Regions from separate parts of the Homo sapiens genome. Here region 2 is linked to region 1. A link is an interaction called in ENCODE POLR2A ChIA-PET data of the cell type or tissue named here. Cell type or tissue: Panc1. All regions are shown on one strand.

Evidence for each region. Peaks named below come from ENCODE experiments on the same cell type or tissue, not always from the same donor. Only the 100,000 strongest peaks of a DNase experiment are listed, where the experiment ranks them.
Region 2: POLR2A ChIA-PET joins it to region 1 with 11 read pairs; 2 of 35 experiments call an interaction of 5 or more read pairs at or near these places.

What each region holds. Positions count from the first base shown.
Region 1 is chr9:94,168,525-94,176,524 of GRCh38, forward strand. It overlaps MIRLET7A1HG (miRlet-7a-1/let-7f-1/let-7d cluster host gene), which reads left to right. Exons shown (of 5, transcript NR_170278.1): 2 at 7,341-7,441. It overlaps MIRLET7A1 (microRNA let-7a-1), which reads left to right and starts at 7,433; the gene lies at 7,433-7,512. MIRLET7F1 (microRNA let-7f-1) reads left to right here and starts at 7,823; the gene lies at 7,823-7,909. RefSeq lists a silencer at 2,642-2,691. In Panc1, no CTCF peak of the experiment used is centred here; no DNase peak of the experiment used is centred here; H3K4me3 peaks cover 1,382 bases; H3K27ac peaks cover 542 bases.
Region 2 is chr9:93,054,833-93,062,832 of GRCh38, forward strand. SUSD3 (sushi domain containing 3) reads left to right here and starts at 3,869. Exons shown (of 5, transcript NM_145006.4): 1 at 3,869-3,998. The coding sequence starts at 3,911. RefSeq lists silencers at 3,584-4,033, 4,044-4,453 and enhancers at 3,964-4,944, 4,945-5,925, 5,994-6,043, 7,434-8,000. In Panc1, no CTCF peak of the experiment used is centred here; no DNase peak of the experiment used is centred here; H3K4me3 peaks cover 1,504 bases; H3K27ac peaks cover 531 bases.

The DNA.
Region 1 (8,000 bases):
ATGGGCTGTTTATATTTGGTGGAACATGAGCCACCTACTTTAGTTTCACAAGTTGGGAAGTAAATTTGCCATCCAGGACCAGTATGCGTTTTAATCATAGTATTTTTAATAGCCTGTGAAGCTTTTCTTTAGACCATAAGAGGTCTTTTCCATCCCATAATATTTATTGCCAATTATTTATCCATGTCTAGATGAGACTAGAAGAATCCGAATCCCCAGTAATGAGTTGTCAGCATTGCTTAATGTGACCTCAGGACTGATCATCATATGCTTTTTGCCTGTGTAGGTGTTCTAAGCGTTGTATAATCACTTAAGAATGGACTTCATTAAATAGACAAAATATGAGAGCCATTACACTATTTTTGGTATTAAGTCTTTGAAATCCAGACTGTTTTACACTTGCAACACATACACTTGGGGCTAATCACATTTCAGGTGCTCAGTAGCAACATGTGACTAACAGCTACCAAATGAACAGTGCAGTTCTAGTGCACTGTTTTTAAAAAAATTAGATTTTTTTTTAAAATTAGATTTCTCTAGCTGAATAGTTGTAGTTTCAGATAAACAGCCAAAAATGTTCTGTCTCTCCACAGCTTCATCTCAATTGTGAAGAAATTGCATTAGGTGATTTTTTTTTTTTTTTTTTTTTAAATAATAGAAACAACGTCTCACTATGTTGCCCAGGCTGGTCTCCAACTCCTGAGCTCAAGTGATCCTTCTTCCTCAGCCTCCCAAAGTGCTAAGATTACAGGTGTGAGCCACCGGGTTCCTGGCCGAATCAGGTGATTTCTTAGGCCCTTTCTAAATACAAGGTTTAAGTGTTTTGAGGCAGCCGACAGCTATACCTTTAAGTCTCTTGCTTCTCTAAGAATAAGACATTTTGGATCATTTGTTCTACCATAACGTAATGAATACAAGTTGGGAGCATTTTGCTCTTCTGTTAAGCACAGTTGGCCTTCCTGTCCAAGGATTTTTGCATCCTTGAATTCAACTAACCTCAAATGGAAAATATTTGGGGGAAAAAAAGTATGTACAACAAAAATAATATGATCAAAAATAATACAGTATAACGACTATTTACATAACTTTTACATTGTATTAGGTATTGTAAGTAATCTATGTAGGAGGATGTGTGTAGGTTACATGCAAATATGACACCACATTTTATAAGGGACTTGAGCATCTGAGGATTTTCCTCTGGGAGAAGGAGGTATCCTGGAGGCAATCCCCTGAGGATACTTTTCTACTTTGTGTGAATTTTTCATTAACAGGAAGTTACAGTACTTTTCTGGTCACCTGAGAAACCCACCCCATATTTTTATTAGCCAAATATATAATTCTCGAATGCTTAGAATTCATTTCTTAATGATTTCACTGTTGTGCAGTATAGACTGTGAATTGCCTACTAAGGATACAGTTAATTATAGTAAACTGTGGAATCTAGATTAAATAATTACACCCTACTTTTTTTCTTGGCTTGTGGATGTGTAGACTACATAGTGGTTTTTTCAACCCAGGAACATAACAGTATAATGGAGGATAGGAAGGCAGAAGATGTTTAAAGGGTTGAGAAATAATGGTATATGTATAATGGTCAGTAAGCAGAACAAGCCAGCCAAGTTGGATATTCTTCAAGACTATCTTAAGTGTCTGCTATGTGTCTAAGTGAAAGGAAATAAGCAATAGTCCTTTTGGGAAACCTGACCTAGTACTTAGCTATTTCAGACTTAATGTGATGTTTGATAGAGTAGGAAATAAGATCTTAAATTAGAATTAGGTTAAATTGCTTTAGAGAAACTTATTTATAAATGTAAAGAATTTATTATCTCATGTGTTGCACATGCTCTATCGAAGGGAGCAAAATACTATTGGAGAGTTTGCTTATTAATGTAATACTCAGCCTGCATCATTGTCGGATAATTTTGTTGATAATTCAACTATTTGAGATTGAAAGAAATCTGTTAAAGTAGCCAGTGTTGTAATTTTGATCTGTGTTTGATTACAGCGTATGAAACAAAAATGAGACTGGAGGAAATAGTTTACTTGTGAACTTTTTGAGCTACTTTGTTTTAGGAGTATTTAAATTAATGTAAAAGTGTAGGGAAATGTCTTAGCTCAGAAAATTTAAACTTACTAGATATTAAGTGCTTAAAAGGTAGAGTATGCTTGCATTTCAACTAAAGTTTAGAGTGTTTTAGGAAATTAGAGGCTATTTTAAAAAATATTTTGAAGTTAGGAGTGTGTTCCTAAGTGTTTTCACCATAAGAAAATAAGTCTGTGGGGATAGTACATATGTTAATTAACTTGATTTAGCTATAATATAAACCTATTTTATGTACACCATAAAAATAACAATTTTTATGTCAATTTGAAACAAATTCATTACAAAAATGAAATTAGGAATGTGAATGTTAATAAGTTATGAAAACTTACTTGATGTAAATGTAGATATAGACAAGTCTATAACTAATAGATTTGCCTGCTTTGTAGCATGCTTTAAATTGATAATATTTTTAACTATCACAAGTATATCTGGAAAGGTAAAATTCCTGTTAGGATAGTTTGTCAAATTAATTTATTAAGTACAGTTGCCATTTGTTGAGTTAATTTCTCAGTCATTCAATATCTTTGCATGTATCCCAGTCCTGACAGCAACCCCATGAGGTGTGGCTGTTACAGTTCCCCCAAATGGCGATGAGAGAACACAGCCACTAAGTAGCTGCTTGGCTGCTTGACCCTGAAACCATTGCCCTTAACCATTTTCCTGTACTGGTATGCTGAGCTGAATGAAATGAAGATACATTTTGTGTAAGTTGAATTTTGACTTTTAGTTGCCATAAATTAATTAAATAATTTATTATTGTATATATTTTTTTGAGACAGTTTTGCTCTTCTTGCCCAGGCTGGAGTGTAATGGTGCGATCTTGGTCTACTGCAACCTCTGCCTCCTGGGTTCAAGCGATTCTCCTACCTCAGCCTCCTGAGTAGCTGGGATTACAGGTGCCTACCACCATGCCTGGCAAATTTTTGTATTTTTAGTAGAGATGGGTTTTCACCATGTTGGCCAGGCTGGTCCCAAACTCCTGACCTCAGGTGATCCACTCGCCTGGGCCTCTCAAAGTGCTGGGATTATAGGTGTGAGCCACTGTGCCTGGCCAGTTGCCGTAATATATATATATTTTTTTTGAGACCGCATCTTGCTCTGTTGCCCAGGCTGGAGTGCGGTGGCATGATCTCGGCTCCATGCAACCTCCACCTTCCAGGTTCAAGCGATTCTTCTGCCTCAGCCTCCCGAGTAGCTAGGACTACAGGCGCATGCCACCATGCCTGGCTGATTTTTTTATTTTTAGTAGAGAGGGGGTTTCACCATATTGGCCAGGCTGGTTTCGAACTCCTGACCTCATGATTTGCCCTCCTGGGCCTCCCAAAGTGCTGGGATTACAGGCATGAGCCACTGTGCCTGGCCATTTGCCATAACTTTTAATGAGAGGGTAGTTCCAGCTACAGATTGAGGTAGTATGTGAATAAGGATAGAAAGTGGATATAAAAGTATTTTTGTTACTTTTTAAGAAAGAATTATCAGAAGGCTCAAATTCTGATAATTTTAGCTAATAGTATTCTACCTAAGAAGTAAACAAAGGCCCAGAAATTAGATGATATGTCCAAGGACATAGTAAATGGGGAGCCAGCATTAACTGTAGACAGAAAAACTTCAAGTCCTAAATGTATACTAGCTATCAACCCACTCTTTCCCAGTACGCAAGCATTACATAGTTGTGATTAGTTAGTTAGGGCTTTTAATTAACTTCCAAATGAATATTTCCATGGGTTCTTGTAATCCATAAATTCATGGATTATGTTCAGTGTTTATGAGAGCTGGCCCTAACTGAACATTGCTCGGCTGTTTGGTTTTAGTTTCCACCATTTGCTGTAATCAGTGTTTTCTAAACTGCAGGCTGGGAACCATTAGATTATAAAATCAGTTCATGTATATAATAAAATAACATATTAGAGTAAGTATTGATTTGTGAACAATATTATTTATTGGATTACTTATATACATATACTTTTCAAAAAATTGAGGGTCATGTTAATAGCACTTGGTATGTAAATTACCAGAATGCTTTCTAGCAATATGGTATTTATTTACATAGCTGGATTGAGAAAGAATAATACAAAGTAAGCATGTGACACCAAGGTTGGAAAAAAAATGTGTTTTTGAATGTTTGATGAGGATTCAAACATGTTTTAAATGAGAAAATCGGTAGGAGGTTGAGGATTGTAGTAGAAGTACCAGATGCTTTTTCTTTTAGCTGTTTTTTTTCGTTGCTGTTGTTTGGTTGGTTTTGGTTTTGGTTTTTTTTTTTTTTTTTTTGGCTGTTATTGTTTTAAAAGTAAGGACTAGGCCGGGTGCAGTGGCTCACGCCTGTAATCCCAGCACTTTGAGAGGCGAAGGCAGGCAGGCAGGCAGATCACCTGAGGTCAGGAGTTCGAGACCAGCCTGGCCAACATGGTGAAACCCCGTCTTTACTAAAAATACAAAAATGAGCTGGGCGTGATGGTGGATGCCTATAATCCCAGCTACTTGGGGGGCTGAGGCAGGAAAATCGCTTGAACCCAGGAGGCGGAGGTTTCAGGAGCCAAGATCACACGGTTGCACTCCAGCCTGGGTGACAGAGCAAGACCTCGTCTCTAAAAAAATAAAAGTAAGGACAGTGCTGATTCATGGGAAATATTTTGGCTTATAAAGGGCCTGACGTTAGGGACAAGTGTGTCTGTGAGTTCCTAGTTTGCATAACCTGGCCTTGTAGAATTGAAATGGTCTCAAATGTAGTATAGTTTAGTGATGCAGTACTGTCTCTAATTTGGGGCAAGTTATTAAGCTTCTTACCACCAGTTTTCATCTAGAGATGATGAAGTAGTTGGACCTTACATATTTTGGATATATGGTATTAATAAATCTTTCCCTTTTTGTTACAGACGTGTTGATACTGCAGCTAGGAAAGCTGAGGGACTTCGGCTAAATTTCTTTTGCAAGATTTCAATGGCAGAGAATTAGTAGGGCCAGGATTTGAACCCTGGTTTTTATTGACTCCAAATGAGTAATGCTGTGAACATTCAAATACACGTTTTTTCAATTCTCTTGCCCTTTTTTTTTGCGGGGAGGGGCAGGGTCTCACTCTCTTGCTCTGACTGGAGTGCAGTGGTGTGGTCATAGCTTACTGCAACCTTTAACTCCTAGGCTCAAGCAATCTTCCTGCCTCAACCTCCTGAGTAACTCAGCTGGGACCATAAGCCTGCACCACCACACCCAGCCATGTTCAGTTCTCTAGAGTATATACCTAGAAATGGAATTGCTGGGTCATATGGTGAACTGTTTTTTACTCATCACTAACCAGTTCTGACACCAACAATCAATTCTTCAACTCGACACCAACAGAGTGTCCTACAATTAAATTTAATTCTGAAACTACCTGAAGTTAGTACAAACTTCACAGGTTGAGGGCTCAAACACGTAAGACTGCCCCCGCTTCAGATGCAGGTTTCTACCTGAATTTTTAACCAACCAGCTATAAATTAGGGGGTTTCACAACCTCTTCCACTGGGTCTATAATTTGCTAGGATGGCTTACAGAACACAGGAAGACACTCATTATCACTGGTTTATTATAAAGGATTTAAATGAATAGCCAGATGAAGAGGTCCTTAAGCTGAAGTCCAGGAGGGTTCCTAGCACAGGAGCTTCTGTATCTATGGAGTTAGGGTTACACCAGCCTCCTGGCATGAAGATGTGTTTTTCAACTCAGAGCTGTCCAAACCCTGACACTTAAGGGGTTTTTATGGAGGTTTCATACTTAGGCATGATTGATTACATTATTGGCCTTTGATGATTGGCTTACTCTCTGTCCTCTCTGCTTTACCTGGAGGTTGAGGGGGTGAGGCTGAAAGTTCCACCCCTCTAATCACACCTTGGTCTTTCTGGTGACTATCCCCCTCCTGAAACTACAGGAGCCACCAATCGACTCAGTAGCATTAAACAGACATTCATCACTTAGGAAATTCTGAGGGTTTTAGGAGCTGTATGCCAGCCAGGATCTTCAAATGGAGACAAAGACGAAATACGTGTTTCTGATTCCACTTAACAACTGTTTGACTTGTCTACAAGTTTTGTTCTCCAAAGCAGCTGCACCATTTCACATTCCCACCAGCAATCTAAGGGTTCCAATTTTCTCCGCATCCTTGTCAACACTTTTATTAATCTTATTAGCCATCCTAATGAATAATGTATCTTTTCATGTGCCTGTTGGCCATTTGTGCTTATGAGTCATATCTTTGGTGAAATATCTATTAAAATATTTTACCATTAAATTAGGTTGTTTTAAGTTACTTTAATGTGTGTTTTGCACACCAGTTTACAAAGAATGCAGATCCATTTTTTTTGCATGTGGCTATACAGCCGTCAGCATTATTTGTTGAAAAAACGATTCCCAGTTGAATTGTCTTGTCATGGTTGAAAATCAGTTGACCCATGTATGGGTTTATTTCTAGACTTTAAATTCTATTATATTGAGCCGTATGTTTTTTATTACGTTTTGTAATTTTAAAAATTAGTGCTTTTGGTTACTAAATCACTACAAAATAAATTTAGTCCCTATCTTAAAAGATAATCTTCGTAGTAGCTACCTCCTAAATATGAAGTCTGTAAATTAAAGGGTAATAATACAGTTTAGATTACTTGGGTTTATTAAAGATTTTGGACTCTGCCTTCAATCCACATATTACCTTTCTATCTAAAGGAAAGGATCCTGACCCTGAATCAGATCCAGGTGATTATCTTTGATTTAGTCCTAATAAGACCACTTAGTGTTTGCTCGCATGGGATAAATGAGTAGGTTCCTTTAAAAATTAGTTTCTATTTGTGTGTGTTTTTTATATTATCTCGTTGTATGTTAGTGCATTTGGATTATGCATGATGTACAGGACTTTTGGGTTTTGAAGTCATTGGATTTTTAATTAGAGGCTGTCATGTTTTTCTGTAATGATTTTTTGTTGTTTCTTGAAGGATAAGTTATTTCATGCATTTTCATTTGTAGGAACTGTAAGAAAACCAGCAGTTAATAATAGTAAAAGGTGGTGGTAAGAGGGTGATTTCTGAATCTTGTAAATACATGGTTTTAGGAGCGGATTCAGATAACCAAGCATTTAAAATACTATTAATGAAATACAGGAAATGAAACCACAGCATAGATTATGCATGTAGCCAAAATGTTCAGTTAAACTTCATTTTCAACGTAAGTGAATGAAAATGGTCTAATACTATTTTTCTTATCACTCACACAGGAAACCAGGATTACCGAGGAGGAAAAAAAGCCTTCCTGTGGTGCTCAACTGTGATTCCTTTTCACCATTCACCCTGGATGTTCTCTTCACTGTGGGATGAGGTAGTAGGTTGTATAGTTTTAGGGTCACACCCACCACTGGGAGATAACTATACAATCTACTGTCTTTCCTAACGTGATAGAAAAGTCTGCATCCAGGCGGTCTGATAGAAAGTCAGTTAACTAATTGTACAATATTTAAGATTAACTTGTCTTAAAGAGATGTAGTGCAGCATTTGTTTATGGCCTGGAAATAAATTAATTTAGAGATAAAGTCTGTAGCAAGTACACTGGATGGGGGTGGGGAAACCTTTTGCTTCTTGTCTTATTTCTCTGTGTCAGAATAAATGTATTTTTTTATTTTGATTTATGCTGATAATTTTATGTTGAAATTTTCTTTCGAAAGAGATTGTACTTTCCATTCCAGAAGAAAACATTGCTCTATCAGAGTGAGGTAGTAGATTGTATAGTTGTGGGGTAGTGATTTTACCCTGTTCAGGAGATAACTATACAATCTATTGCCTTCCCTGAGGAGTAGACTTGCTGCATTATTTTCTTTTTATTTAGATGATATTAAAACTCAGAAGAATTAATTTTGACATTTTGTATTTACAGTTTATCA
Region 2 (8,000 bases), 1.1 Mb before region 1:
TAATTTTAGAAAAACTCACCAAGCCAAGAACTCTGCCACCACCAGACTTCTGCATGGGTCCCCTCCCAGGCCACCATGGCCCATGGGTGCTGAGTCAGGCAAATCAAGGGTTGAGGAAGGCTTCCTGGGGGTGGCAACACCTCAGCTAAGGTCTGAGGAAAGAGGAAACTCCCAAGCCAGACCCTCACCTTCCTCTGGAAACCTCTGGCAGCGCACAAGACCCCCATGTTACAGAGTGGAACACTGAGCCCCAGGGCTGGCAGGCCTCCCCTGCCTCCCAGGTTCCATCCAACAAGTGTCCACTGACAGTGCACTGTGTGCTCCCAGTTGCAAATGGAGCTGGGAAGAGGCTGTGGCTTTGGTCAGTTCCTCAGGCTGTGCCTGACTCTGCTTCCTTCTCCCGGCCTGCCTCACCAGCAGCCAGCAGCCCATCCGTTCCTCCTAGCCTCCTCCCCTGCCTCCTCCAGCAGGGAAGCCCATATGTTTTGCGTTTTTTTTTTTTTTTTTTTTTTTTTTGAGACACAGTTTCCCTTTGTCACCCAGGCTGGAGTGCAGTGGTGCAATCTCAGATCACTGCAACCTCCGCCTCCTAGGTTCAAGCAATTCTCGTGCCTCGGCCTCCCAAGTAGCTGGGATTACAGGTGTGTCTGACCTCAAGTGATCCTCTCGGCCATATCCGGCCACATGTCCATAGCTCCACACCTGGCCACATGTCCTCTTCATTTCAGAGACGTGACACAGGCTGAGCAGGCCTTAAGGACAGGCAGCACGAAATGGCTCTGACAGGGAGTGCCATCAGGGAGGGCTCCATGGAGAAGGAGGGTGAGGAAGGCAAGGAGACACACCCAAGCAGGCAGAGCCTAAGCACTGCTCCCAGTTTGTGCCTAGACTTGGAGAGTCTGGGAAACCAGGCAACTAGGACAGCTGAGCGGGTGGGCCAAGCTCAAAAGCTGACGGGCCTTCACAGTCCAGCTTAGAGGCCACCACTCCATCCTGAGCACATCACAGTCTCTCACTTGCCTTGAGAGGGTGGCAGGACAATGTCCACCCCTCAGATGAGAACACGAAGACTCAGTGCAAGGGTGCCCACCCCTGCCCCAGGGATCAGGGAAGCCTGTCAGAGAGCCATGGTTCTCACCATGGAAGGGGGCACCCCAGGCGGTTGTCCCTAGTGGGCCAGTGCCGTTCTTTTCACATGCCTCAGTTTCGCCCACGTGCATGGCTAGAATAGCTGGGCTTTCTAGGAGCAAACCATTCCAAGGGCCTGGGAAAAGGTGGACAAGATGGCCCTGATCAGTGTTCAAATAGGTGACAGGCCCACCTCCAGAACCAGCCTCAGATCCCTCCCATAGCTCCTGAAGATGGCCTTTTGGCAGCAAATGGGTGTTCTGAGCCACAGCAAGGCATACAGTTCCCTGTGGAAACGACATGACAGAGGTCCTTAGGCCACCTCCAGGTCCCCTAACAGTACAAATGGAGGCCCAGCGCCACAAGCCTGAATGTCCACAACCCAACCAAGCGACAGACTGCTCAGAAAAACATGCTCTTTCCTCCTTGATCCCACCTGTCAGGGGCTGAACTGTGTCCCCCAAAATCTATATGTTTAAGTCCTAACCCTCAGTACCTCCAAATATGACCTTATTTGGAGACAAGGTCTTTACAGACTCTTCTTTTTTTTTTTTTTTTTCTTGAGATGGTGTCTTGCTCTGTTGCCCAGGCTGGAGTGCAGTGGCACAATCTCAGCTCACCACAACCTCCGCCTCCCGGGTTCAAGTGATTCTCCTGCCTCAGCTTCCCAAGTAACTGGGACTACAGGCACGCGCCACCATGCCCAGCTAATTTTTGTATTTTTAGTAGAGACAGGGTTTCACCATGTTGGCCAGGCTGGTCGCAAACTCCTGACCTTATGATCCACCTGCCTCTGCCTCCCAATGTGCTGGGATTACAGGCGTGAGCCACTGAGCCTGGCCGGTCTTTACAGACTCTTTATAGGGTCTTAAGTTAAGATGAGGACATTACGGTGGGCTCTAATCTAATATGACTGGTGTCCTTAGAAGAGAGATTTGAACACAGAGAGACACAGGGAGAGCACCATGTGTAGACAGGAGTTAAGTTGCCACCGGCCAAGGAACTGCCAGAAGCTGGATGATACAAGGAAGGCTGTTCTCCTGGAGTTTTTGGAGGGACTGCAGGCCTGCCGACACCCTGATCTCAGACTTCTGGCCTCCTGAACCATAAGACAATAAATTTCTGTTGTTCTCAGGCACCCAGTCTGGGGTACTATGTTACACAGCTCTAGGAAACACACTTCCTAAATGGCCAGGTGTTTAGCATTTGAAGGCTCCTGAAGGCCTGGGTCACAGCGTGGTGGCTTAGGGAGCTGCAGGCAGCCTGGTGTTTTCCATCCCCACCTAGCTCCACCCAGCTATTGGAGGGCTGCCCCAGACCTCCCTCCCAGCCCTGTCCATGCACCTACAGGCAGTGGCCTTCTGCCTGGTGGTGCATGGTGGGCAAAACCAGGGAAGGGACCACACAGGCCTGAGAGGTGGGCTAGGGGCCACTTGGCAAGACATTCTGGGGTCCCAGAGTGTGGTCTGGAGTGGGCACTGCTGATGGCCCTGCCCTTCCCGACATGGCAGAAAGAATACACATGCTTGATTTTGAATAAAGGAGATTGAAGTAAGCCATCGTGTGTGACCCACAAGTCCAAGTGGGAAGAACATATCAGGGGTGACGCCAACCCTGATGGCGAAAGGGGGAGGGCCCCTCACGTTTCACACTGAACCTCAGCTTTGGAGGGCTCGGAAAGCAGAGACGGGGAGGGGCTGCCCTGCTGGAACCCTGCTTCATGGTCCACCTGAACATCCACACTCTTCACGGTCACCTGCCAGGCACTCTAGAGCCAGCCTGGCCCACCTGGGCCACCTTCTGCGCTCCTGGAGGCATGCCTAAGCCAGCCGCACTGGGCTTCTGCTGCCACACATTGCCAAACCAGGGCCTTTGCACCTGCTGTTCCCTCTGCCAGGATTGCCTTTGCCAGCTCCACAGGAATAGGCATGGCTCAGGTGGTCTCCCACAAGCAGCCCAAGATCCAGGATGTCTGAGGCCTGACACCACACCCAACCCTTTGGTGGCTGCCTGGGCAGGGGGCTAAGCCTGGGTTGGGTGGGGTCAGAGGGAGAGAAAGAGCCCGGATCACAGCTCTGGGCCTGCTGCAAGTGGAGCTGGGTGGGAAGGGGAAGCCAGGAGAAGGGAGGCCTCCAGGTGTGGTGGGCCCTGCAGACAGACCCCAGGGCTTTCCATCCTGTTTCCCCCAGCCGGGGGCCCCTCAGTGAGAACCGAAGACAACAAGGGCACCCAGACCTCAGTGTGCCTCAGACGGCCTGGCCCAGTGAGAGACAGGGAAAGAAGGCTGGGTCCACACAGGACTCTGGGGGTGAGTGGGTTACGGGAGGGGCGGGCCGGGGAGGCGTTTTGCTGTTTGCCCTTTGGTACCGGCCGAATCCGGCACCCTGAGAAGGCAAAATCCTGCTCAAAAAATAAAAACACAGAAGCACATGGAAAAACCACACTAGGAGTGAAGGTGAGAACAGGAAGGGATGGGGGAAGGGTGTTGGGCAGAGGTAGCCACGCGTGCAACGCCCCGGAGTAGCAACACTTTCCGCTCAGCCGGCTGCCTTGGCCCGCTGGGTATTTGGTCTCCCCAAGGGCCCCCGCCCACAGCCCCCGGCCGGACCTCGGCCCCAGTCCAACGTGTGGGCGTGGTCTGTAAGTTGCATGGAACCGCCCCTGGGCGGGCGTGGAGGGCGGGGCCTCCCCGCCCCTCACCCAGGCCCAGGCCCAGGCCCCGCCCCCACAAGCCGGGCTCACTCCCCTGGCAGACCCCGCCAAGCGCCTCGGAGCGCGCAGGATGCGCTGGGCGGCCGCCACCCTCCGTGGCAAGGCGAGGCCCCGGGGGCGGGCCGGGGTCACCACGCCTGCCCCAGGGAACCGCACAGGTGAGGGCTGGGGCCGAGTGGCCGCGTGCGGGGCTCTGCGCCCATTTCACAGACGGGAAAGCCGAGGGGAGGGGGTCGCGGGGCCGCACAGCCGTGGGTGGGGGCCACAGCAACGATCTGCCCCGAGGACGAACCTCCTCGACCCTCCGCCGGCCCAGCAGGCGCCCTAGCGGAGCCGAAGCCTGGCAGCGAGCAGTTCGAAACCAGGCGGCTGCACGCAGCAGCCCGCGCGCCCGTTCCCGAGTGGCCGCAGCGCCTTGGTCCCGGGCGTCTGCGGACAGCGCGGCCGGCCAAGCCTCTCCACGCCGCAGGCTCCGGGCCCCTCCGCGCCCCTCCCGGGGAAGTCGAAACCGGCCTCACCTGGCGGGCGGGTGGCGCGGGGGCGGGAGGGGGGAGCCGGGAGCCCTCTCTGCGCCTGAGGGAGGTGTCATCTTCACGATTCCTTGGTGACCAGCGCAGCTCCACTTTACAGATGGAGAAACTGAGCCTGCGAGAGGGGAGTGGCTGTCCGAGGTCACCCTGTAGCCAGGCTTGGGATCGCCTCGGCTGTCTCGGAGGAGGCTCAGAGGCCTTTGGAAGGAAGAGAAGCTGCTTTTTATTTTACTTTTAAGTGTTTGAATTCAAGAATGTGCTTAAAGAGTTGTCTGCTCCCGTGCCCAAGGCTCCGGGGTTCGAATGCTGGCCTTGCTCCTTGAATGATTCTAAAGTCTAACCCTTTTAGAAACGGAACCAAACCGGAACTCTGGGTCTCAGATATCCCAAAAGCTTACTTCCGCGGCCACTGCCCACGAACGTTAGGCCTGAGGGTTCTGGGCGTCTCAGGCGTTGCGGGGCTAAGGCTCTGCGCAGGAGGAAGCTGAGGCCCGGAGTGGGGTGGGCTGGACCAGGTCACACTGTCAGCCTGCAGCCCCAGGGAACTGGCAGGAAGGTGGCAGGAGAATGGCTTCCTCTCACAGTTGGGGAAACTGCGGCTCAGGGAGCTAATTCACCGAGCAGAGGTCCGCAGCTCAGCAAAGTGGGCGCTGAGACTTGTTCCTGGCGCTGGTGGATTTGGTTTATTTAGTTTGACTCTGGCAGCCTAATGTCCAGAGTCCCTAATTTGGTGTTGGGGTGATGAGCACTTTTGCTCCTGTGTTTGAGCAAGGCCTGCCCAGGGCCTGGTACTACCTGAGGAGCCCCTTCTACTGGCACAACAGCCTGGGGGCGTGGGTGCCAGTGCCCTTTGGATAGCCTTGACTTGCCCAAGGTCAGCCCAAGGCCAGGGAGTATCTGGAGGCTCTGGCATATTTGCATACAAAAGGCTGTTTGCCTTGGAATTTGTGCTGGGAATGGAGCTTAGTCTGGCACCCTGTGCTCTTGTTCATCCTGCCTGGCCCTGGCTCTGCCTCTGACCACCATGACCACTTCCCAGGCACTGGCCCCCTTGTTGGAGTTTTGGGTTAGGATCCCCCCTGTGACCTGGGGTGAGTCGCTGTACCTCTGTGCCTCAGTTTCCCCATGTGCCCCAGTTTCCCCACTGTATACCTGCCCCCAAGCTTGTGGACAGGCCCAGTGGAGCCCAGGGAGGGTACTTGTTCTGGTGCAGGGATGATGCCATCATCTGGACTCCATCACTCCCCTGCCATGTGACCTCAGTTTCTTGCTCTGTGAAATGTGCTGTGAAGTTAGAGGCTGGGGGGTTGGGAGCCTTTGGAGAGGATTTGACACTAAAACACCACTGACCAGGAGTGGTGGCTCATGCCTCTAATCCCACACTTTGGGAGGCTGAGGTGGGCGGATTGCTTGAGTCCAGGAGCTCGAAACCAACCTGGGTAACATAGCAAGACCCCGTATCTACAAAAAATGCAAAAAAAAAATTAGCTGAGCATGGTGGCATGCGCCTGTAGTCCCAGCTATTCGGGAGGCTGAAAGGTGGAAGGATTGCTTTCGTCCAGAGTTCGAGGCTACAGTGAGCTGTGATCACCTCACTGCACTCCACCCTGGGCAACAGAGCGAGATTCTGTCTCAAAACAAAACAAAAACCAAAAACATAGCACGGGGATGTGTGTTTTTCCCACCATCTTTAAAATGGGGCCATTACCACTGGTTTTCCTAGAGTAGATATGAAGAGCACAGTAGTGTGGACAGACTGATCTTCCTGAGAGGCAGGAAGTGGTCTTCCCTCATCTCCCATGAGCGCCCTGGGAGAAGGGCAGGGCGCGGGGGAGACTAGCTCAGAGTAGGAGTTTATCATGTTTGTTGTATGACTGGCCCCTGGCCCTGCTCCCAGGTCAGCCCCAGCACTCCCTGATCTGGGAGATTGTCCAGGAAAGCAGGGTTCCAGTGGCTGTAGGTAACCCCCCTGGCATCCGTGGAAGGGCCTTGGAGGAAGGGCCTGGAGAGGGGGTAGCAGGAGGCATGCTCTGCTGGTGCCTTCTTGGCTTCACCCCTGAACTCCTGCCCCAGAACTGGACTGTGTCCATTTTACAGAGGAGAAACTGAGACCCCGTGAATGCATGTGTAAATCAAAGCAAGGCAGACACACCCTGTGATGCCTGGCTATGGCCTCCTGCCACCCATTGGCATCGAAAGAGCTGCTGGTAGAAGGCATAGGTTCCCGGACCCTCGGTTTTCCACCAGGGATGTGGGAGTACATGTTCCTCATTTGGAATTAGCCCAGCTCTTTTATGGAGGATTGTGTGCTTTCCACATCCTGAGGCCACCCTGCTGCTCAGCCTGGAGATGGAAGGCAGAAGTGGCTCTGAAGCCTGTGCTCACCCTCCATGTGGAGATGGGCTCAGAGAGGGCAAGTGACTTACCTGAAGACACACAGCCAGGGCTGTGGGACACCCACATGTAGTGTTGGGGCCAGGCCTGTCCCCACTGCCAGGGTCTTGGGGGTCCTGTTCTCAAAGCACCTCTGTGTGCAAAAGTCACCCCCTTTAAACTCTGAGAAATTCCTCCTGAAGGTTCCTGTTTCACATTTGGGGGAACTGAGACCCAGATTGAGGTCACACAGGGACTCACTGGCAGGTGGGGATCGAGTCTAGGTGAGACTGGGTTCAGCAGCCTGCCTCTGTCACTCTCTCCCACAGCCTCAGCCAGCATAAAAGGGAACATAGTTACTTAATCCCACAGCAGGCGAGGTCAGGTTATAGGGGCTGTGTGGCGAATCCCAGGAGGGAGGATGGAGGGGCCGACCTGAGGTCCAAGGTTCCAGATAAAAGATTAACAAGTACGGATTGTTCTCAGACGCCCGGCTGGCCTCACAGGCTGGGAGGATGAGAATCCACCCGGTCAGGCTTGGCCCCCTCCGTACATAAGGCCAGGGAGGGAGGAAGCGCAGCTGCAGCAGGTGGCCAGGCAGAGGCGCAGGCGCGGCATGTGGGCTGAGGGCCGCTCAGGCATCACACAGGTGTGGCCCTGAGGTACCCATTGGTCCTCTCCACCTGCCCCTGAGCCGTGGGAGGGCCAGGCAGGGCCTCGTGTGTTTTTATTTTGTATCTTGTTTGCATCAAATCCGTTTTCTGTTGTTTTTCCCTCTTCTTTAAGATTTACATGCAAAGGGATCTAAAGGGTGCCAGGTAAGAAATGCCCCAGCACTAGGCTGGCAGACCAAGGGCAGCCACAACCATGGGCTGGGGAACAGCAGGTGGGTAGGATGGGGCTGGAGGGCAGGACGGATCCAGAGAGGCAAGGCCTCTGCCTCCAGCTTTAGGGAACAGACATCCTCAAAGACAGCTGGGGTGTGGGGTCCTCTGCAGGGGTGAGGCACAGGAGGGCCATCTGCAGGCAGCTGGGAGTTCATGAGTATTTGAAGCAGGGGAGGGGACAGGGGACAGATGGGATCTGCCTCTCATGCATCAGGCATGGGGAGGGGCTCAGGAGGTCAGTGAGGGGTGGCCCTGGGTCCCCTGGGAGTCCGGGAGTCTCTGTGTGAGCAGGACTTGGCTGTGCGGTGGTTAGAGACAAGGGTGATCCACCAGCTCCATCCTCATGCCTTGGTGATTTCTTGGAATGTCC